Regions from separate parts of the Homo sapiens genome. Here all the other regions are linked to region 3. A link is a loop called in an ENCODE intact Hi-C map of the cell type or tissue named here. Cell type or tissue: mammary epithelial cell. All regions are shown on one strand.

Evidence for each region. A loop is a pair of places that touch in the nucleus more often than their neighbours do. Peaks named below come from ENCODE experiments on the same cell type or tissue, not always from the same donor. Only the 100,000 strongest peaks of a DNase experiment are listed, where the experiment ranks them.
Region 1: a loop joins it to region 3, with 2.9 times the contacts of the local background. A loop is called at or near these places in 4 of 110 quality-filtered maps.
Region 2: a loop joins it to region 3, with 2.8 times the contacts of the local background. A loop is called at or near these places in 6 of 110 quality-filtered maps.

Annotation. Positions count from the first base shown.
Region 1 is chr7:108,176,585-108,184,584 of GRCh38, forward strand. It overlaps NRCAM (neuronal cell adhesion molecule), which reads right to left. Exons shown (of 33, transcript NM_001037132.4): 21 at 7,833-8,000; 22 at 7,657-7,727; 23 at 6,111-6,336; 24 at 5,238-5,353; 25 at 3,639-3,843; 26 at 1,406-1,528; 27 at 1-22. It overlaps LOC102724363 (a long non-coding RNA gene), which reads left to right. Exons shown (of 4, transcript XR_002956579.2): 4 at 328-457. Among named protein-coding and RNA genes, the nearest start is that of LAMB4, 50 kb to the left of the region's middle. RefSeq lists an enhancer at 4,685-5,477. In mammary epithelial cell, a CTCF peak has its summit at 4,668; no DNase peak of the experiment used is centred here.
Region 2 is chr7:108,456,760-108,464,759 of GRCh38, forward strand. No RefSeq gene overlaps it. Among named protein-coding and RNA genes, the nearest start is that of NRCAM, 4.3 kb to the left of the region's middle. In mammary epithelial cell, a CTCF peak has its summit at 3,417 (motif pointing left); no DNase peak of the experiment used is centred here; H3K4me3 peaks cover 103 bases.
Region 3 is chr7:108,305,019-108,313,018 of GRCh38, forward strand. NRCAM (neuronal cell adhesion molecule) reads right to left here. Exons shown (of 33, transcript NM_001037132.4): 3 at 7,647-7,713. Among named protein-coding and RNA genes, the nearest start is that of NRCAM, 150 kb to the right of the region's middle. RefSeq lists a silencer at 3,927-4,221. In mammary epithelial cell, no CTCF peak of the experiment used is centred here; DNase peaks (open chromatin) are centred at 4,103 and 6,693; H3K27ac peaks cover 5,717 bases.

The DNA.
Region 1 (8,000 bases), 130 kb before region 3:
CCTAATTCATGTGTGCTGTTAACTGTCAATAAGAAATAATGAACAAGTGCATTCTCCATTAACTGCTATAGGAATACTATTATAAATAAATACGTCAACTAAAAATGTTCAACCTGGCTTACATTGACTTTTATAATCCCACTCACTCTTTCCCCAGCATAACTAAGTGATAACCTTTTAACAGCTCCTATGCTATGTTCTATCATATCGTATCATATCATATCATATCATATATCACAAGGGGGTAGTATGTTCTCTATTGGCTAATAAACTAGAAGAATGTTGTGGTTGAATCACAATAGAATTTTTTCCCCTGTGTTCTTGCAGGTGGAGTTGTATTGTTAAATAACCCCAAACATTTTTCTTCAGAGGACTTTTGCCAAAGGAACCATTTTCTATTTGTAGAAAATGCATATGTGATTTAATGACAGGACTCACCTAAACCCCACTCCTAAAGGTCTGTATTATTCTACAGATTACTTAATTTTTAATAACATAGACATCATTTTTCTTTAAAAAGTAAGATTTGAAGTTCTTTCTGAAACAACACTTGAAGTTATATGTATATATTCTACAGATATAAAGAAAAACTAGCTTGTATTTTTTGATAACAGTTAAGTTAAACACCACATGTTCTCACTCATAGGTGAAAGCTAAAAAAAGTTCATGTCACAGAAGTAAAAAGTAGAACACAGCATCCCAGAAATAAAGGAAGGACAGAGGGAAGGCGAGATAGGGAGATATCAGTTAAAGGGAAGGCTGGGCGCAGTGGCTCACGCCTGTAATCCCAGCACTTTGGGAGGCTGAGGTGGGCAGATCACGAGGTCAGGAGATCAAGACCATCCTGGCTAACATGGTGAAACCCCGTCTCTACTAAAAATACAAAAAATTTGCCGGGCATGGTGGTGGGCGTCTGTAGTCCCAGCTACTCGGGAGGCTGACGGAGGAGAATGGTGTGAACTCGGGAGATGGAGCTTGCAGTGAGCCAAGATCTCACCACTGCACTCCAGCCTGGGTGACAGAGCGAGACTCCATCTCAAATATATATATATATATATATATATATATATATATATGTATATACGTGTATATATATACGTGTATATATATATACACGTATATATATATATACGTGTGTATATATATATATGATACAAAATGATAGCTAGATACAAAGACTAAGTTCTGGTGTTCCTTACACAGCTAGAGGGAGGATATTAAATGTTTCCAACACAAATAAATGATAAATATTTGAGAAGATGAATATGCGAATTCCCCTGATCTGATCACTATATGTATCGAAACATCACTACGTACCCCATGAGGAGGTATAATTATTTGTCAATTAAAATAATAAATAAAATAAAAAAACATATTTCCCCTTCTCTTCCTCCCAACAGCTTACTTGGCTGATACTTTAAGGTGTACTCTGTCAAAATGCCATTCGGGTGGCTCGGTGGATCCCATTCCAAAGTGAGAGAGTCCAGTGTTGGATTCACAATCTTCAAAGACGAGGGAGCACTGGGGACTTACAGTGAGAACTTACAGTCAACACAAAGATTTCTGAATGTTTCAACATGTATTAAATTGACATTTCACCGTGCTCGCACGATTCAAGGTTTTGAGTTTCAGTAACTCATTCCTGATTCAGCTGAAAATACATTAGTACAAACCTGTGACAGGCACCCATTTAGTTATTCTCTTCCTTTTTCTCTCTTGTCATTTACATTTATATTTAATAAAACCATCCTCTCAAAACACATAATGACTTTGCCTTTAGATGGACTCAAACCTAATATTTTAAAAAGAGGCAGTACTTGTTTGACGCATGAATGGTGTCTTAATAGAAGCAAACTAGCTACCAAGTGAAACTATTCTAACTGGATCTGAGTGGAAGCAGCTGTGTTCTGGACCATTAAGGACTGTTTTCTCTAACAAACCAGGTGTCTCCAAACAGTCAGAATGCCCTGCCTGCTGGGCTTTGGGCCAGCATGCCCAGGTGCAGAAACGTTCTTATCCTGAGAGCTGACAGCTGCCCAGGATCTGGTGGTGAATGGACAAAAGCCCAACCTTGGCACACCCCCAGCCCTGGGGAAGGCCCGAGGGGTCTCAGGTTCTCTGTGGCAGAGGCTGGCAAATCACCAGAGGAAACATGTCTGCTCATCTTTTATTCACTTCCTCATGAGGATGATGGCTGGTGGCAGCTCTCTCTCACAATGGTTACCTCCCCTACCACTGCCCCTGGAAACTAACTAATGGAACCACTCTCCCTATTGTCACTCTAGCCAAAAACCAGAGTCAACCTGAACTTCCCTATCTGCCTCATTTCCACCCTCTCCTCAGACACTAACTCCACTTCCTTAATCTAAATCATATCCATTTCTTCCTATCCCCATCTTCTTTGTCATTTCCCTGCTTTAGGCCCCTAGATGTCTTTGTCTGGTCCTAAAACCATGCCTGGCACATAGTTCTAGGCTTCTAAGCTTCCCCAACCCAATAAGTGGTTCTTTACTTTAGGGGATCACAGACCCTTTTGAGAATCTGATGACAGCCATAAACACTCCCTGGAAAAATATACATTTATCTTGCATACAATTTTAGGAGGCTCATGGAGCTCATTAAACCCATTCATTGTCTCCCTAAGGGACTACAGTCCCCAGCTTGTGAAAACATCGAGGAGGAAGAGCCCTGACTCTCTAAGGGACAGTGAGATTGACGACAAAAACTTACAATGAGATGGGAGCTGGGATGCAGGGTGGTTCTCAGAGGCTGCTGGGCAGCTGCCTGCATCATGAATCTTTCAATCAGCAGCCAGGGTGGGGTCCATCTTCTGTGAACTTCTTTTATCAAAAAGAGCTAAGCAAGCTACAGAAGCTATCTGGCCATTGTCATAGTGGCATATTGTTGCAAAATTTAAAATAGGTAAAACCCATTTTATTTCCTTTTCAAATCCTCATCCTTTTTACTACATGGGCCCCTCTTTCCCTCACCCACAAGGCTCCCTTGTCCCTGTGTCCAAATTCCTTCTCCCCTGACTCCTGGATCAATATATATTTGGTCCTTCCTTACTCTCTCCCTTGCAGTTGCCCATATCTGCAATGACTTTTCCCTCCTCTTCCCAATCCACTTGGTCAAGACTTGCAACCTTCTAACTCGGTTCAACTTTCTAATAAATTAGAAAAGAGCACTAAGAAAGAAACTATAGAAGTAAACTATAACTTATAGAAATATTTTCCTTTCCAGGTGTTTTTGTTAGGTTATCTAATTTGGTTCTCATGCTTTTCAGATGAGGCTACTGACATTCAGAGAAGTTATGGAACCTCTTTCAGGTCAGAAAGTTAATGATCCAAATAAATGTCAAAGTAACAAGGTTTCAGACAGTGTGTGTGGAGAAAAATTTTAAGTCACGGGAGAGGGCATTTCAGAGCAGCATTTTGGGTTCTGAAGCCTTCTATGTACACTTAGGCCCACATATGATCTGACATTTTGGTAGCTTTGTGTGTGCTGTATTCATCTATAGAAATTTCAATCACATTTGGCTTCCAGAATATACTTTGATCAGTAGCCCTTCTGTCAGGCAAAACCTCTCAGGCCATGCCATATGTTCCTGAGATCTTAGAGACACGTCCATTCCATACCTCCTTCTGGAGTATTAAAGACTCTGTCAGGGCTGGCTGGGCCCTCCCCTTTCCCATTGACCACTCGGACATTCAGTGTGTAGTGGCTAAAGGGCTCTAGCCCCGGCAACATGCCATGAGTCTTGCTGCCTTGGAAGGTGAGGATCTTTTTCTCAATGTGACGTCTGTTTCTTTTAGATGAACTCTGGGTCTTCCAATAGTAAATCTGAAACAGCAAGAACGAAAGTCAGGAATGCAGAAAGGAGCAAACAAGATTCCTTATGCTCACAAAATTGAAACTGTTGTTTTTCCAGAAAATTCCGTTGGTATATTTTAGAAGAAAATTACTAGCAAAACTGATGGATATTGATTCTGAGGCAAGAGGAATAGAAGCCCATAGATCATGAGGGAAATTAAATTACAGCCACATGACAAAGCTGGGCTACACTACTTTGTCGTAGGAGTCTAAGGAAAATGAAAACAGCACGAGACCCATGTGGTTTTCTCTAGAACATGAGGCAAATGGAGGACAATAGGATTTAAGTCTTTTACTTGTATAAAATATTCTAAAAATAAAAATTACTGCCCAATGTTTACATATTTTTCCAGAATTAATACATGTTCACGTACAACCTATCATGTAGTGATTGTAAACACCACAGTGAGGCTTTTATTACTGTTATTCATATGGTGCAGATGAACGTGTGGGCTACTAAGTGACTTTCACAGCCACAGAGGTATCAAGAGCCACAGGGGATCCTCCACTGAAAGTCTAGAATTTTTCCACTAAATCAAACTGTATCACTTAGTTTAAAATACTTTTTTTTGTATTCGATTGCAGGCACAGGTTTTGGAGAGATGGATAAGAAAGTACTGATTAATTTTGGTCACAAATCCAGAATTGTTGTTTACTAAGTCTTCTTAAATTCTTATGAATTTAAAGGCATTTTCAGGAGAAGTCAACATTTACATGGAATCTGGCAATGCTAGGGGGAAAAAAAAAAAGTTGAATGTGATGTAGTACAAAAAGTGACCTCTAGGGGTCAGGCTTAACAAATCAAAGTAGTGACTGTACGCTTGGCTGCCTATCAGTAAAAAATATGAAATCAGTGCCTCTCAAGAACAAAGATAATGGATATTTATCTTTCAGTACTTCTCAAGAACAAAGATAATGGATATTTATAAGAATGACCTAGCTAAGAGTATATGGTCTTAAAGTATATTCTGAATTATTTTAAAAATGCCTAAATGATTATCAGGATAATTTTGTGTGTTCAACACATGTGGTCCATATTGCTTTAAAGCTAGCTAGAGTTGGTAATATTCTAGGTCTTTAAAAAATTAATTTTCCCCATTTTGTATACATACTTAGTTGGTAGAATGTTAGATCATCAGTGGGAAAAATGGAGAAAACTTTTTTTTTTTTTAATTTTGGATGCAGTGAGATTTCAAGTCAACTCTGGCAGTGGCTACCTGAGGCAATGAGCGAAATGAACTCTTCAGTCCACAAGTTCACAAAGCAATGAAACAAATAAGCCCCACCTCCTGTGGTATGCATGACAAGTGGCATTCGCTGCAGCCCTTACTAAATAAAGCCACAAAAGGTCCCCTTTCACTTGCCCGATAGCCTTGTAGGTGTCCTCGGATGCTTTTCAGAGGTACTGGGTCCCAGTGCACCTCGGCTAAGGTACTGTTCACCACATTCACACGCACGTTCCCAGGAGCCACCATTGGGACTAGGAAAAGGACAGGGAAGTGGTAGAAGTATCAATGTTATTTTTAATTTCATCCATAAATATGACTCTCTCTAATAATTTTGGCTTGAAGCATACTGCAGACCTATTCTATGGATTATTAAGGCTTGAACACAGATTTTGGGGTATCTGTTTGACTTTGTGAGAGATTTTTTTTTTTTAAGAGATGGCATCTTGCTATGTTGCCCAGGCTAGACTCAAATTCCTTGACTCAAGGGATCCTCCCACCATCAGTGAGTAGGAAAACACGATTTTTTAAAAAGTACAATTGACCCTTGAACAACACGGGTTTGAACTGCATGGGTCCACTTACACTTGGATTTTTTTTTCCCCCCAAAATACAGTCAGCCCTCTACATCTGCAGGTTCTGCATCTACAGCCAAAGAAGATGGAAAACACAGTATTCCTGGGTGCAAAACCCACGGACATGGAGGGCTGATATTTCATATAGGAGGGTTCCATAGGGCTATCTGTGGGACTTGAGTATTTGCAGATTTGGGTATCCAAGGCAGGGCATCCTGGAACCAATCCCCTGTGGATACCAAGGGACAACTATACTGCAATCACCTTGAACGTTCTGAACTTCTCTTTCTTACACAGCAGGCTGTTTAAATTCAGAGAAGTCGTGCAAAATAATTGCCACCTCCCTCCCTTGCAACCTGAGCAAGGAGAAATGGCCTTGGCTTGCACCTTGGTAAGTCTGTTTTGCTGGGGAAAAGTAGGAAATGGCATCACTTACGGTCTTCTCCAGAATGTCCCATGACTACAGCTGGCTCGGGGGCAAACCCCATGTCATTCAGGGCCTGAACTTTGATCAGGTATGGAACAAAGGTTGGCGTGCCTGAGACAATATATTTGGATACATTTGCCACAACCACAGATGTCCATTCATCATCACCATCTTTCTGGCGCCAGCTAACTTTGTACTGAAGGCCTGGCCCATTAGATTCGAAACCATTCAAGGGCTACAAGGAAAGCCAAATAACCAGAGCTTATAACACAAATCAACTGCACAATCTTTTACAGGAACAGCAAATTCAATTCCCAGACCTACAGAAAGTGATCATTGAAATACTAAAACACAAGCTATTAACCATTTTCTCCAGGGACCTTCTATCAATTGTGCATTTGCAATGAGATTCAAAGCTTGTTTGGGATCAACATTTCAAAGGTTGTAAACTACTATCTTGATGCAATAAATATCACATAAACCTTTCAAACTCTGGCTCTACCGTCAAGGATGGTGATTCTTTAGACATTTCGGTCACATAGAATCCTTTTTATATTCCTGTTTGTGCAATAGTACATCATTGTCCATTTTATTTGCAGATGGAAACTTAGACTGTTTTCCTCTTTATTAAAAAAAGGCTAGCCTGTCATTCTGTTGTTTCTACATGTTTGTATAAATATAAGTATGTACATATATGTATACATGTCTAAGTATGCATGTATGGCTCTAAAATAGGTTTTGAATTATGAGTAAATATATGTTAATTTTCCAAATCCAGAAAACACAGATAAGCTTTCCCCACTAAAGAAGTTGACTGCTGGGAATGGCTTGGTGCATGTCTTCCAGGTGGCTCTTTTTTTTTCTTTTTGGAGATGGAATCTTGCTCTGTCACCCAGGCTGGAGTGCAGTGGTGTAATCTCGGCGCACTGCAACCTCCGCCTCCTGGGTTCAAGCGATTCTCCTGCCTCAGCCTCCTGAGTAGCTGGGATTACAGGCATGCAGCACTACACCCGGCTAATTTTTGTATTTTTAGTAGAGACGGGGTTTCACCATGTTGGTCAGGCTGGTCTCAAACTCCTGACCTCATGATCTGCCCGCCTCGGCCTCCCAAAGTGCTGGGATTATAGGCGTGAGCTACTGGCCCCAGGTGGTTCTTTATGATAACACTAGCTAGCATTTTTTTGAGCATGTGTATATGCTAGGCACTGTTCTAGGTGCTTTATATGTATTAGCTCCTTTAATACTGTGAAATTGGTTCTATTATTACTCCCATCATACAGCTGCCTAACAGACATGTTAAACAACTGGCCTAAGATCACAGAGTTAGTGGCAGAGCTGGGATTTGCACCAAATCATTTTGACTCCAGAGCTCAAGCTTTTAGCAACTATATAATACTGCCTCTTAAGTAAAGATATATATGTATCTTTATATATATATATATATTTTTTTTCCCCAGAAATAGGTGAAATGAGATTCTAATGTAGATATTATTTTCAAACAACTTTTTTTTCACTCTAAAAAATAGCGAATAAATTTGAAGGCATCATAGCTCACCTTCCACGTAATCACCAAATTATCAGGCTCTGATCCCAGTCCTTCCACAGCTGTGGGGTTTTTATCTGGTTCTGGAAGTTAAGCAGCCACACATGTGTAAGCTTTGGCCTTTTGCGAAGAGTGGAAAACTTTTTTATTATATTTCGTACCCTAGAAGTCCCGCTTTCCCGCTTTACCTGAGGCTTTCGTCAAATACTGCTCAGACGCCTCGCTGGGCAAGCTCTTCCCAATGCTGTTCACTGCCATCACGCGGAAGGAGTAGTTCACGTAAGGAGACAGCTTCAGCTGGGCTGTGGTCTGTGTTCCAGAAACTTCAGTTTGGTGGTGCCACAGCCCTGGCTTGT
Region 2 (8,000 bases), 150 kb after region 3:
CCGGGGCTAGGATGGCTGGGATTTAGCTACAAAAGATGTTCCAGAAAATGGGTAGTTTTTGAATGCCACTCTCATGGGTTTAGCTTTCTGTGGGAGGTCTGTGGTCTTCTAGTTTTTTCTTTTTTAAAAAGCACTTTCTTCGAAATTCATCAGTTGGGGTGGTTGAGATTGGGTGAGTGGTTTTGGGGGTTTTGTTTTGTTTTTGCAACCGTTCTTTCCAAACACTCCCCGCCGCCCCCCACCACCGCAGAAAAAAGAGCTTTTAGCATAAGGCGGATGCTATCTATCCGCGGTAGAAACTGGGTCTTCTGGTCCCAAGGAATAGGGTTAGTTCGGATTTGCTTATTTACAAATGGGGGAGTATTATGGAGATTTTTTTTTTTTTTTTTTGGCAATGTAAATCGAGAATTAAGATTTTCCAACTGTATAGTATTTGAGTAAACACACTGCTTGCTGCATAGTTCAGGCTCCGAAGCGCACGTCTCCACTCTATCGTGGATGGTGTTCAGGATCCTTAGCCTGACCCTTGGGTCCTCCGTAATCTACTCCGGTCTGCACACAAATTACTTGTCTGCTGGGTATCACCCGACTTGACCACTTACAGCAGGCTCCAGCGCTTAGTGAGCTCAGCGGAGCCTTGATTCCTTCAGTTCTCTAATTCAGGAAAACATTTTCTGAGCTCCTCACCACCCCACCCCACCTCACCACCTCCTCCACCCCCAGCCTCCAAGGTGCTGGGGCAAGATTCAGGAATGAAAAAGAAACAGGTTCATCCTTCAAGGTCTTGACTACCCCAGTGGTCTGTTCTAACTTCAATTTGAACTTGCCCCGTCAGCTCACAGCATCTGCATGCAAGTGAGCAGCCTTCTTTTCCTTCTCCTTCTACTGCCATCCTCTCCTCCTTCTCCAGCCAAATGTGCTCTGGCCTCACAGAGCCTCCCTCGGTTCCTGAACCAGCATGATATCTGGCTGCTGGGTCATTGCACAAGTTGTTTCCACAGTCCCATCAGTGGTTCTTCTGACTCTAGTCCTTACCCAACTGCCATTCAGGTGGTACCTTGCACCTCTCAACTAATTGTCCAAATTTTCCTCTAAAATACCTTCCCCCCCGCAAAAAAAAAGATTCCATGATCCCCCTACTTGAAAGTCTGGGCTGGTGGGCTGGTTCTCTATTGCCTACAAAGTAAATTCCACATCTCCTGGTGTGCCTCTTTACAATCTGCTCCTAACTTATCTCTCCATTTTCCATAACTCTAAGCCTCTGCATGTGAGGTTCCTCCTAGCTAGAATATTGGTCCATCTCTTTTTCATTTGGCAAACTCTTGTTCATCCTTCAGAGCCTTACTTGGTTGTTACCTCCTCTGTAAGGACTATTATAATAGTGCTGGTCACCTTTTAATGATCTGTTTGCATGTCTGACTCCATAAAATTTCACTTCTTTGAGGACAATTTGTCTTATTTATTTTTGTGTAACCACATTTCTCATCAATACAAATGAAGCCACAGATAACCATAATCAACTCTCACTGCCCCATCATTTTGCCCTGTGTAAAGGACTTGAGGCCCCTCCGTTCCTTCCCCACTGCAGTAATTGCTGAGAATCCTGGGGTTGTCTTGCCTGTCCTTCCCATGTCCTTCTACTTCGTACTCTGGTTTTCCAAGATTGCCCCTCACCCCGGCCACTGAGAAACATTGATTTCTGGTCCACATTATTTTCCAGTGAATGCCACAGGGCAAACCTGTCAAGTGGGAAAATGACACCCTACTCTCTTCAGTTCTTGCCCTGGTTCTGTGTAGTAATTTATCCCCCGGGCACTGAAGCAACATTGCTTGTGTCTTCCTGTGTTACAATCTCATAAAGACCCTCTTTAAACAGCTCCTTGAACTTCTGCTTAGAATTGTTCTTTCTCTTCAGGCTCCAGTCCTGGTCTATGAAGCCAGGTTGAGGCAGACGATATTTGGTCCTGGTGAAGTCCAGGTTAGTCCTGATGCCTGGGAGACTACTTAGGCTATTGGGGGTTGCTGAAAGAATAAGGACATGAATAGAATCTCTCTCTTTTTTTTTTATGTGAGTGATGATTTCTCAGGTATAGTTTCCCTTACCTTTACAGGTAGAGTAACAATACTTAATACATAAGGTTATTGTAAGAAAGCACTGGACAGTATCTAGGACATAATAGGTGCTCAGCAAATTCTAGTTTAAGCAGTAATTATTTGATAAGATGTCTGTAATGTAAATACATGCTTGAATAAAAAGTACAAAGCCAGAAGAGAAAAAGCTCTGGAGAAGATAGGAACCACAGTGATAGTACAAAACAAAAACTAAAATTAAGTAATTTGGGGCTGGGTACGGTGGCTCATGCCTGTAATCTCAGCACTTTGGGAGGCTGAGGTGGGTGGATCACCTGAGGTCAGAGTTCGAGACCAGCCTGGCCAACATGGTGAAACCCTGTCTCTACTAAAAATACAAGAGTTAGCCACACGTGGTGGTGTGTGCCTGTAATCCCAGCTACTGGGGAGGCTGAGGCAGGAGAATCACTTGAACCCAGGAGGCAGAGGTTGCAGTGAACCGAGATCACACCACTACACTTCAGCCTGGGCGGCAGAGTGAGACTCCGTCTCAAAAAACAGAAAGTAATTTTGATACTACATAATAATTGTAATAATATAAAATTATTATATAGTTCTGATTTCCAGCTTATTACTTCAACTGCACTGCAGCTCTACATTGCTGGGGATTCATCTCCTGAGGGAATGAGCAACAGGAAGAACAAACTGAGGCTTCAAGAGGAGCTGAAATGAAGGGAGTATGGGAGGTGGGGATAGAAAAATGTTCTACAATTAGAAAGATGGCGGTGTGGGCAAATAGACTTTCTAATGCAGTCTGTTTGATCTGCTTGGTGATGCATGAGGCAGTCTGATTTGGCTGCACTTTGCTGGTGATACCCACAACTTGCCTCCTTACCCTAACTGCTGCTATCCCTTTCCCATCCCTAAGCCTTATCCTCTCCCTATTACCAAGCCTCACTCCATCTTCAAACCCAGCTGAGGACTGGGAATAAGGTCTGTGTCCTCATCATGTGATAATAATAGAATCATTATTATTATTTTCATTTATTAACTCATTTATTCTGACAAAAATTCCATTCAGTAGGCACTATTATCATTCCCCTTTTAGAAAATAAGGCAAAAAAAAGTTAAGTAACTTGCAGAGGTCACACAGTTTATCTGCAGAGATGGGATTCAAGCCCCGCATTATAACTCCAAAGTTAAGTCTTAACCAGTCATTGTGCCATGCTGTCTATCAATGACAACACACCAAAAGTTTCATTGTTTTCATAGACACATCAGAATGTCACTGTGTTAAAACAGCTACATCAGAAAGTCATGGAGCCCCCCAGTGGTACCTGCAGTGAATATGTTTTAGCCTTTCTCTTTTCCTCTACTTCTGCAGTCCTGTCTCTTTTTCTCAGAGTTCTCCCTCCCCTCTTTTCCTCTTCCACTTTTTTTTTTTTTAACGCCTTGCCTTATTTTCCATCTCAATTTTCTTAATCCACATCCATGCTGCAGGCCTCCCAGGGGAGGCAGTACCATTGGTCCTGTCCTCAAATCTAATGTTAAATTCAGCAAAACCTAACATGGACCCAGCAATGCTAGTAATGAGCCTGTTGCCTTGCTATAAAATGAAAGAATTGGACTAAGTGAGCACAGAAATTCTTTTTCAGCTGTGTCATTTTTTTTGATTCTGGTGGTAACCAAGAGCATTTTTTTCGGCTCCTCTAGTAAAACACAGATAAAACCTGGCTGAATTCTGGTAAGAATGACTGAAGCACTAAAAAAAAAAAAAAAGAAAGAAAAGAAAAAAAAAGTTCCTGTCATAATATAACAGGTTTTTTGCTAGAAGAATGGCTTATACCAGTGTCATCATTATCTTAATATAATAGGTTAGGCTGGGCAACGTGCATTAGATTTCTGACAGGCATGTGAGAAATGTAGGTATTTTTGTTTGTTTGTTTTTTGAGACAGCGTCCCACTCTGTCCCCCAGGCTTAAGTGCAGTGGCGTGATCTCGGCTCACTGCAACCTCCGCCTTCTGGGTTTAAGTGATCCTCCTGTCTCAGCTTCCCGAGTAGCTGCAAATGTAGTAATTTTTAAAGCCTTTCTGTTTGAAAGGGTATTATAACCCAATATTGTCCAAAAGCATAGTTGTTATAATGGGAGGCTTTCTAAACTGGTTCCCAGTGACATTCTCCTCCTGGTATTCTTCCTTATGTGAAATCTCCTCCCCTTGAGACCAGACCTACTGACTCCATTCTAACTATCAGAATATGGCAAATGTAGTGGGATGTCACTTCTTCTATTGGATTACAAATCACTCTGGTTTCTGTCTTGCTGTCTTGCTCTTTTGCTTGCTTGCCTGCTGCCCTGTTGTAAGCTGCCATATGGAGAGGAGAGGTTCTCATGACAAGGAACTGAGGAGATCCTGTGGCCAACAGCCTGTGAGGAACTGAGGTTCTCAGTCCATCAGCCCAAAAGCATCTGAATCTTGCCACAGCTATGTGAATGAACTCGAAAGCAGATATGGTGCTGGATAAAGTAGCAACTGTAGGACAGACGAGACATCGGTATGACTTGACCAAAGTTAACCTCAGCAGCTCTTAGCTCCATACCCCAGGGTCACACTGAGCTCCTAGAGCCAGGCCTGGGTTCACCCTTCACTGTACTCTACCAAGAGCTGGTCCTTTTTCCTCTTGGAAAAGTTCTCGCTGGCCCATACCTCTTGCAGACTCACAGTGGGTGATTTATTACTCACTATGGATTAGGATATGTGCCTATGTATTTGTAATATATAAATAATAGGATGTGCAGTTTCATATGTCACCTGATCAGTAAGCAATGGAAAGTTTCCACAGATGCAAAACACCAATTGCTCTCCCATGCTTCTCCTCACCATCTGCCACACCGCCACAGAATTCTATTTGCCACTCTGGTGCCATTTGGGCACGTGTCAGAACCCAGAAATTTGAAACCCATTCCTTGCCTGATGCTTAGCAACACAGCATCCCTACACCTATTGAAAATATGTAATGCTCAAGCAATTGGAGGAAAATGTGACCTTAGTGGCTGCTATATGTGGATTTCTCCTCCACTTATGAGTCACTAAGACCTTCTGCTTGGCTCAACCCACCCCCATGCTTGGGGAACCAAGTTGGAAAGAGGAGGAACATTTTCAGCGATAATAACCATGTTCCTGTAGCCAATTTCTCCATCTGTTCCTACAGTTTCTGTCTACAAGAATGTACAAAGGTTCTGCTGCATAGATTTAAGACTAGCCAAGGTCAGTGTGCAATCAGCCATTGCAGATGAGGTCATCAAGGACAGGGAATTGCAGCTCTGGAAAACAGATGCTGAGAAACACGCTGATATGTGCCCTTCATGTCTGGCTTAAGGGGGAAACAGACAACAGGTACAATGAAGACGAATTCACTGTGGAGGGAAGAAAGGAAGCGGCTTCAGAAATAATACTCGAGTATAAATGAATGATTTACTCAAAAGCTTTCTTATTTGGCTGTTTTGTTGCATTTTAAAACAGAAAAGCGATCTTAGATTAGTGCACACTGACATTCTACTGTTTATGTTTTAAGCATCAATTTAAATTTTACTTTAAGTTTTTCAATATATTTTTGAAATTGTGGTAAAATACACATAACAAAAAATCTTCCATCTTGGCCGGGCCTGGTGGCTCACGCCTGTAATACCAGCACTTTGGGAGGCTGAGGCGGGTGGATCACGAAGTCAGGTGTTTGAGACCAGCCTGACCAACATGGTGAAACCCCATCTCTACTAAAAATACAAAAATTAGCCAGGTGTGGTGGTGTGTGCCTGTAATCCCAGCTACTCAGGAGGCTGAGGCAGGAGAATCGCTTGAACCCAGGAGGCAGAGGTTGCAGTGAGCCCAGCTCGCGCCACTGCACTCCAGCCCGGGCAATAGACTGAGACTCTGTCTCAAAAAAAAAAAAACAAAAAAAAAACTTCCATCTTAACCATTTGTAAGTGTACAGTTTAGTAGTGTTGAGTATATTCACATTGTTATGCAACCATCACTACCTTTTATCTCTAGGATTCTTTTTATCTTGTGAAATTGAAACTCTATACCCACTAAACAACAAACTCCACATTCCCCTTTTCCTTCAGGCTCTAGTAACTACCAATCTACTTTCTTTCTCCATGGATTTGACTACTCTAAGTCCCTCATATAAGTGGAATCATACTGTATTTGTCTTTTTGTGACTAGTTTATTTCGCTTAGCATGATGTCCTCAAGGTTCATCCATGTTGTTGCATGTGTCAGAATTTCCTTTCTATTTAATAATATACTATTGTACATATCTATCACACTTTGTTTATCCATTCATCTGTTGATGGACACTTAATTGCTTTCACCTTTTGGCTCTCATGAATAATGCTGCTATGAACATGGGGTTATGAATATCTTTCTGAGATCCTGCTTTCAATTTTTGGGGATATATATTCAAGGTGAGATTGCTAGATCATATGGTTATTCTCATTTTTTTAAGAAAACTATTGTTTTCCATAGTGGCTGCACCATTTTACATTGCACACCAACTCTGCACAAGGGTTCCAAATTCTCCACATCCTTGCCAACACTTAATATTTTGTTTTGTTTTTGGAGAGTAGCCATCCTAATAGATGCAAGGTATTAAAATATTTTTAAATGTCAAAAATTCACAAGATACAAGCAAATTCAGTATTTTAGAAAGTCCTGCTCTACCCTGGACCCTGTGCTTTAAGAAAGCCCTGTTCTGACTCTCCTAGAGGTTATGCTACCATCTCCTCCTTCTAGAACATATCTGGGTACCTAGGATCCAAGAATTCTGTTGGGACTTGCAAAAGCCCCTTCCCCACATAACAGACAGTGGGCTGCTCTGCTGGTATACACAACAGAAAGCCTCAGAGACAGCTGATGCAAAGGTGTGGGGGTGGTTTGCAGGATGTTGATATAACTTGCTTGTGGGTTGGAAAGTTCACCCAAGGTTACTTGAAGCCTTTGAAGGCTCAGGACTAAGTCGGGTGGGCCACGGGCTGGGTGTTTCCATGTCACCACATTCTACCACAGAATTCTAAAGAGTCTAAGAATTCTAAATTCAAACCTGGACTTCCAGGTCTTTAAGATTATATGTTTGTCAAGGTAAGACAGAAAATATACCTTTTAAATATTTAACTCAAAACTTGTTACCTCCCATGGGCTCTGATGAGGGACTTTAGAGAAACTAAATGCAAAACTGGACAACAATAAAACCCATTTTGTTCCATTTGTGTCATGGTTTGAATGGTCCCCCAAACTTCACGTATTAGAAATAATTCCCAATGCAATGGGAGAGGGGTGCTAATAAGGGGTATCTAGGTCATGAGGGCTCTGCCCTCATAAGTGAATGTAGTTATGGTGAGAGTAAGTTTGTTATAGCCCAATGAAAAGATTCCATCTGACAAAATGAAGATTCCAGATTAGAAGGAATCCTATGCAGCCATAAAAAAGAATGAGATCATGTCTTTTGCGGGAACGTGGATGGAGCTGGAGGCTATTATCCTTAGCAAACTAATGCAGGAACAGAAAACCAAATACCACATGTTATCACGTATAAGTGGGAGCTAAATGATGAGAACTTATGAACACAAAGACAGAAACAACAGACACTGGGGTCTACTTGATGGGGGAGGGTGGGAGGAGGGAGAGGAGCAGAAAAGATAGTTACTGGGTACTGGGCTTAATACCTGGGTGATGAAATAATCTGTACAACAAACCCATCTGCTATAGAATTAGCAGATATTGGTCAAAAAGATTTCTCAAAGCTCACTTTCGGACAAAAGAATCCTTTTATTCTGTGCCTGGAAGGCCCATACTGAGTCCCTGTCAAGATACAAGACATGCAAACGGTATGAACGAAGTTTACCTTAGCATTAGGTGAAAGGAAATGTGCAA
Region 3 (8,000 bases):
TGTCTATCAATCTACCATAAACCTGTCTGGGTTATCAACAACCATCAATGAGAAGACCCAGGGGAAAATTTAGGGTATGTTTTCCTTAGGGATGACTTCTGGTTTGGGTAGAATATATTTATTTTTCCTACTCCTCTATGGCAAGAAAGTTTTTCAGATACCTTTAAAAATATATCCCAGTCAAATAACTTATTATTTGGCAAATCAAATCGATTTGAAGACTGTTTTTGCATTAAAGAATATCTATAGTTGGATTCTCAGTAAGAGAGAAATGTTACATAATAAAGAAATATTTTATAGGACACTTGGAACGTAGATATATTTTCCAGGTCATTTGAATCATTTAAATATGGTACTTTTGTCTAGTCATATTTGTCAAGATCCTTCTCAGTTTTTTGTTTTTTTGTTTTTTGTTTTTTGCCCCAGGGAACGAAGCCATTTAGGAAACTACATTAACTGCATCTTCTCTGTGCTTTTTGACAAAAGTAAATAAATAGAAATGTGCAGAAGCCATTTCCCCTGTGCTTCTTCTCCGTGTTGGACTGTCCTCTGCCTTCCATTCTCTCCTTTCATAACCTGTTCCTCCTATGGCCTTTCCTTCCCCAAGCTAACAGCTTCTGTCAGCAGCTTTATTCAGTACAGTATCAAAAGCTTTGCAGAAAACCAGATTAATTGTGCTCACTGCTTCTCTTTGTTTACCCCTTCAATTCTTGCAGAATTCAAGGCAAACCAAGAAAATGCATATCTAATTATACATGTATACTCCCTCTTAGATACCTTTTTGGTGCATTTTGCTTTTAAATAGATCGTATAATTAAAAGTTATCTGAAAACTAATACATTTCAAATAAGATTAGTGTTTCCAAATATAGCTTCCAAATCTAACATGTATTAAAATGATTTAAACACATATTCTGTGTACCGCAAGTTCCAAAAGAGAAGTTTATGTATGCAAATGCAAAAGAAATAATTCAATATTTTCCATTTTCCACAAATACTCTCTGTGAGACAGATATAAACAACCATTTAAAATAATAGTGAATTTTGGGGTTAATTATTATTACTGAAATAACAGAAGTTATGTATTCTGTGAACCTCAAAGCAGACCTTTGAATAGTCTTGTCACTAATATGTGTTAAAAGAATAAAGAATCCTCATTGAAGTCTTATTCTTAAAAATATCAAAATGCCATCCTTCACCATTAATTTCATGCCAAGATTTAAGAGCAATAAATATTGTAGACTTTACCACTTCTTTATATAATGGCTTCATACGATAATTTTTTATTATATAAAAATTCCCTCTTATTCAAGATGAATTTGTTTGCTTTGCTTTTACCAATGTTAAAGGTAATTTTTCTGAATAGCACGGATGGTTTCCTCTGTTAAAATACTATAGTGTGAGCCTCAAGGCACAGCAGGCAATGCCATCACCCCAGCACCACTGGGCCATTTCTTCTATGGCTGAACCTTCTCACATCATTTTAAAACATGGCTTTCTAATCCTTTTGGTCTTCTTGCTGAGAATTAAAAGGTTAGAAAGTTTTTAAAGTAGTAGTAGAAGTCTTATGTCTCAAATTACAAGTTACAAATTACAAAAACCTCCCACTTATCTTTTTCAAACCATTAGTTAGGTAGAACCACATCAAGGTAAGTCTTTCTGGAAACATGCTACGAAACAAACATGTTATTTAATGAGAATTCAGAATACAGCAGGAGAAGTCACAACCTGGAATGAAGCAGAGTGGAAACAGAATTACCCTGTCTGGCCTGAAAGGAGTGGGTTTCCAAGTGAGACTCCAAGTGTACCAAGTGTCTAATGGGCAATCCATTTACACATCTCTTCCCATATTATTCAAGTGCAAACTGTACTCCATAAGTATTTTCAGTTTTATTTCTTTACAAAACTTTTGAAAAGAATAAAAATAAATCCCTGGGTGGGATTATGCACAGGACAGAGAGATGCCACTAAGCCATGCCACCAAGCATTTGTGTTTATTAGAAGAGCATTCCTCCTATGAACATCATAGTTTATAGAGTCCCAACTAGATTATAATGTAGACACTTCTGTCAGATGATAATATGTCTGTAAAAAGTCTGCTAGATCTGTATTTTATTCATAAAGGCAATGGTGTGAAATATACACACAAAAGACCCATGTGTAAAAGGGCTCATGTGAGCGAAGCAGCAGCCGGGGAGAAGGCATATCCAACACACCTCAGGTGCAGTGGCGGCTTAAGGAGGCATCCCAGGAACACATTAATCAACACATTCAAGGAATGCATTAATCAACACTGCTATAACGGCTGGCATGCCCATTGTTTCACTGTAGCATGCTAAAGAGCACAGAGCAGCAATGTGAATGTGAATTTCCACCATGCTACAAGAAACAAAACCCTTTTCAGGACTGGCTCCATGCACCATATCCTACTCGACTCTTTCAATAGAAATCATTCTCTCCTGTATTCGTGGTAGTTTATGAACTTGCTTTCTGCAACAGTCAACCAGAAACAAAGAATCTTTACAGACCAGCTAAGTTTGACAATAGCTGTAGAAATGCCTTCTGCAGATATGAAAACTTGAATCCATCCAAGAGATTTTTTTCTTTGCCTTACAAAATGAATGCTGTCATGAAAGGCAAAATAAAAGAAAACAAAGCAAAGCAAAAAAAAAAAAACCCAAGCATCTATTTGTGTATGCAGTCAGTTGTGACAGCAACATACTGCATTACCAGCAGGGGCCTGGTCCTGGCCTCCTGCTCCACACTGGGTTTCATTTTCCTCCTGGGTAGTTCCCTAGATAACCCTCCTGTCAGGATTCGACTCCCTCCAAAAGCAGCCAGGGATGAAATGGCCAGATGCTGGAAGGAAGAGACATGATAAAATACCCGCAGAACCTAGGCACACATGTCTACCTTTGTATAGAGTACCATGTGGACCTGAACACCTGAGGCCTTCCAGTATTCCTGCTGTGTCTCACTTCCAATTGTCCATACTTGGAGTATCTCACCCATTAGGTTATGTTGCACAATTAAAGTTCAATAAATGATGATTCTGGTGATAAGAATGCTGAATACAAAGATCCTAACTCAATGAATAAGGGATGCCATTTATAACTTTCATTTGGAATAAGCTTCCTCTCAGGGTGAGAATTATTTTAATAGAGGTTGTACTTGCTGGGAACAAGAGCCACAGGGCAGTGCCCCTGCCTTTTGGTGGCACTGTTCTGGTCATTTTGGTGAACCTCAAAATTAAAGTCTATGGGTCACGAATCTAGACTTATTTCATCACGAGTTCTGATTCTAATAATCCCAGAAAACAGTTAAGAACTACAAGCCAAAAGTACAGCAAGGAAAAGAAATCAAATCCAGTAAGTATATGCAAGAAGCTATTTGCAAAGGTCACGCATTAGCCCTTTGGTGTATAAATGCTAAGTGCTCTACATTTCATGTACTGGAGTGACTCAGGCAGTTTTTTATTTCCAGTTTCAAACCAGATATTTCTCCCCACTAGGCTACAATGGGAGGAGAGGGGGGAACACATAAAAGTTGCAGGATTCCTTCTACTGACTACTAGCACCAATTATTGCTGCCACAAAAACATAATGCCACTGTTTTCATCATTGTCTCACTATGGCATTATCCTTACCCAGCTATCTCCCAAGAGAAAATGCTGATGTCTTTCTTCAAACACATTTCAACTGCTCTTTCTGAGCCTTCAGAAACAGCTATCAAACTGAGCAGCCCAGAGTGGTGGGAGTGGTGAGAAGGGGGATAAGGTGAGATGTCCAGAGAAAAATGGCTGTGTCCCATAAGAATAATGAGGACAGGATGCAAGAGGCAGAAATGAGATGCCTAATCAATAAAGGCATCTCAATCACGGATGTGAATAAAACTCAGAGATAAATATCAGGAAATGTATAATTTAGCCTCCCTACAGAAATGTTGCACATTGAATTTAATATGCTTCCATCTGACCCCAGGACAGAGAGCACTGCTCAGACTTCATGTGGAAATGGAAAGCTGAGCAGTCGCCTGGGTTGAAAGAACAGAATGTTCTTCACTGCATTGTCATTCAGCTTCCAGGAATGCTGCATTTCAGTGGTAAGTAGTCATTCTGTGAAAAAGTTCATCACGATCACAATAGAGGGACTGTCCAAGTATGCTAATGTTTCAAGAGATGTCACTTAGTTGAAATCTGTGCCTTGCCTTCATGCTATGTCACAATGAAGAGGGAGGAAGTTAATTTGTATAAGAAAAGATTGTTCTAGTTTTCCAGATGACTACATATTGAATCAAACTTTACTGGTATAAAACAATAAAGAGGTAAATATTTTTTACTTGGAGTTAGATCCCTGTCTTGGTTTTTATAAGTTCTAGGCATCCCAGAGTAACTGCTTTATTCATGAGCTTTTAATCTTCAGCTTCATGGGGCAAGTATTCTTTCTGTGGGTGCTGGGTCTTCTTGATTTGACTGGTATCAACTAAACTCAGCCTTAAAATGATCCTGTAGGACAAAATTTTGATAGCTGTCTTTACTGTTAAATTGTATTAAAAATTGGCCAGGCATGGTGGCTCATGCCTGTAATTCCAGTACTTTGTGAGGCCAAGGCAGGCAGATCACTTGAGGCCAGGAGCTCAAGACCAGCCTGGCCAACATGGTGAAACCCTGTCTCTATTAAAAATGCAAAAAGTAGCCAGGCATGTTGGTATGCATCTGTAATTGTAGCTACTCAGGAGGCTGAGGGATGAGAATCACTTGAACCCGGGAGGTGGAGTTTGCAGTGAGCAGAGATCGCGCCATTGCACTGCAACCTGGGTGACAAGTGAGACTCCATCTCAAGAAAGAAATAAATTAAATAAATAAATAGCATTAAAATTGTATAACTATTAGGATTTTGTAATAAAATACAGGTTCACTTTTACAAATCAACTTAATTATAAGATAAAAGTCTTTTTACTCTTACCAGTTTTACTATTATCTATTCAGGATGTAACTACCCTTCTCCTAAGATGTACATATAACTTTAACAACTCGGTATTGTAAAGTCCAAGGGAAAGAACAAATTTCAAGTCATCCACAAAAACAGTCAGTAAATGACTCCAGCACCTTGTCAGGTTATTCTTCATACACAGCTTGCTGCCAAATGGGAACATGCTTTAAGGTGCAGCCTGGGCATTCTTCTTCCTCAGACTCCTTATGGTTACTACTAGGACCAAACTTACACGAATGTGGCCAGCAGAAAACTCATTTTACGAAGTGATTTCAGAGGTATCCTCTCTCCTCACTCTGGTTGATTATCAAAATGCCACCACTAGCAGCCTTGCATTTTAGCTCAAGGTTTTCAATGCAGGTAGAAGACAGATTTCCCAGGGAGAGAATGTACACATTAGGGTTAATGGCAAACGTGAGCAGTTTTTATGTGTGACACTGGATAAGGGCAGACAGAGGGCACTTCCCAAACAGAAGGATGTGGGATGGGCCTGAGAGTTTGCAAACCACAGTCCACAATTCTGGCTGCATGCATTTTTCTGAACATCACAGCATGCCAGTGAATGTGGGAAAAACTACTGAAAACTCTAAGTAGCTACGAAAAAAACTTATTTATTCTAATGTCAGAGGCCAAATACTTGAATAGCCTAGGGACATTCTGAGTATAAGTGTGCTTTAGAATTTTGGGAAGTTTCAGTCAGTCTTTGTGAGGCCAGGGAAACAAATTGGGAAGACTCAGTATTTAGTTTTGACAAGATTCAACCATTCACGAAACCAAAAAATGAGACATTTTAGTGGCTCTCATAGGACCTGACAACTAAAAGCTCTCTTGAGCCAATTAACAAAAGGCTAGCCAGAAAGACCAACAAGAAGTGTGTATTGAGAAAAGAAGAATCGAGCCTTTTCACTTGTTGCTCTAGAAGACAGAGATTTTCAATCGAGTACCCTTCACACGATGGAAGAAAGAAAAAATAATGCATCCAGCCAGAAAAACTCCCTTAGAACTACCTGAGAGTGGGCTAGGAAGTGGGAGAGCACCTGCTGTTGAGCCAAGCGTTTCCACCTTAAAAGGGCACCATGTACTTCCTCACAGTGGCCGCTGTTTTCCCTGCTCACCAGAAAACACCATTTTTACAAATAAACTCCCGCCCTCAGTGTCTTACTACCTTATAGATATCAGACAATATATTATCTACGAAAGAATTTTCCATACCTTACTGCTGATACTAGTATTGTACTGGTAAGCCACCATACTTAATACCATTACTAGTAACTCCTAGTTTCTAACAACTGTAATTTGGTATATGTCCCTGTCAGAATGGATGGTACTTACTATCACATTGCTTTACCTTGCAGGTGTTCTTTATGAAACAAGGACACTTGTAGAGGAGAGGGGTACATAAAAACTATATAAAATAGGTCATTTTGCTTCAACAAAGGGAGCTTTCTCTTAAAAGAGCCATTTGTACAAAATTAAGGCTATTTTGGTGTTGGTCATAATTACCTAACATCAATTTTGCTAGTCTCTGCTAATTTTCACTTTTCAGGGACTGTTCAAGCAGAACAAAATTTGTGCTATTTGATTTACAAAGCAACATTCTTAGTTTCCAGTCTACTAATTTGGGGATTTCTGATGGTATTTTGAAACACTGTAAGAACTAGTCATATGAAGTCAGTTTCAATACAACACAATGGAAGCAAATTCAGCTGAGGCATGAATCATTTCCTTTCAATTACAAAAGGACATCTCAATGGATCAGCCTAAGAATTCTCAGTAACAAGAGACAACATGCTCAAAGGATTTTACTATCTCAAAATCTTGTATACAATCTTCTTTCCTTAACTAAAATCCATGAGTTTATTTGTTAAATGAAATCAACAAGGTAAAGAACTGAATGTCTGAACAATCGTGCTCTCATAATTCCTTAAAAAAGCTATTATTGGTTGAGATACAGTTCTCTGAACTGTGTTCCAGATCTCCAAGTAAGATTATTTTTTCATCAAGTTCAGTACTATAATAGATGGCCTTTCAGAAGGCATCATAGGCCTAACAGGGTCCATTCTAGAGCTGATAATGCTGAATGGCATAAATAAGAATGGGGCGGACAGCGGGGTAGGAAATAAGAAATGGGGAAGGAATTTACAAAGCAGAAATCACATTTCAAAGTAACATTTAAACTTTCAAAGGAGATATTTTTATTCTTTGGACTCCATTGTGAGACAAGAAAAATCACTAATGGATGGTATACCCTCAGGAGACTTTTGATATATTATTGAATCAAAAAGAAAATTATTTTCTTGTAAATGATTCCCTATAATTTTTAATCTTTAGTCCCTTTATAAACATTTTTACTAGCAGTGCTTTGCCTCTGCTCTCTATTTTCTGGGCTTTATGATTCATGATTTACTTAAACAAAAATCTTATTACTATGAAAGGACATGAGGGCTGGTTTACTTCCCTATGTATTTGATCTATCTTCTTTGACATTGGTATGATTAATGTTTTTGCATCTATGTTTCTACTCTCTGTCTTTTATCATACTCTCTGGATTGAAAAGTATTAAATATGGCAATAATATTACATAATCACATTATTTAATATTATAATTCTCATCTTTAACTACGAATTCAAATGTTTTGAGAAGACAAACTCTTACCTTTGAAGAAGCTCTTAAGTTGTTCTTCCTTTTAATTCTTTAAACCAAACGTCTTCTTAGCATTGCTCTGTGGGTTAAAAAATGGGAGAAACGTTAACACGACATTGATTGTCATCAATCACAGCAGAGTGTCAATATATTAACTCCAACTGGCTCTCTTATGGGAAACACAATTAAAGAGAGAGCCCTGCAAGGAAGACAAATCATGACTAGATTTGCCAAAACATATCTCTGCTGGCTTCAATCAAAAGTGACAGCAGAGAAGTGACCAGAACTCTGGTGGACATCCCATTAAAGGATTCCAGCCTAGAGAATCACGTCTGATTCCTCTTTTCAGTTTAGAGGAATAAAGGT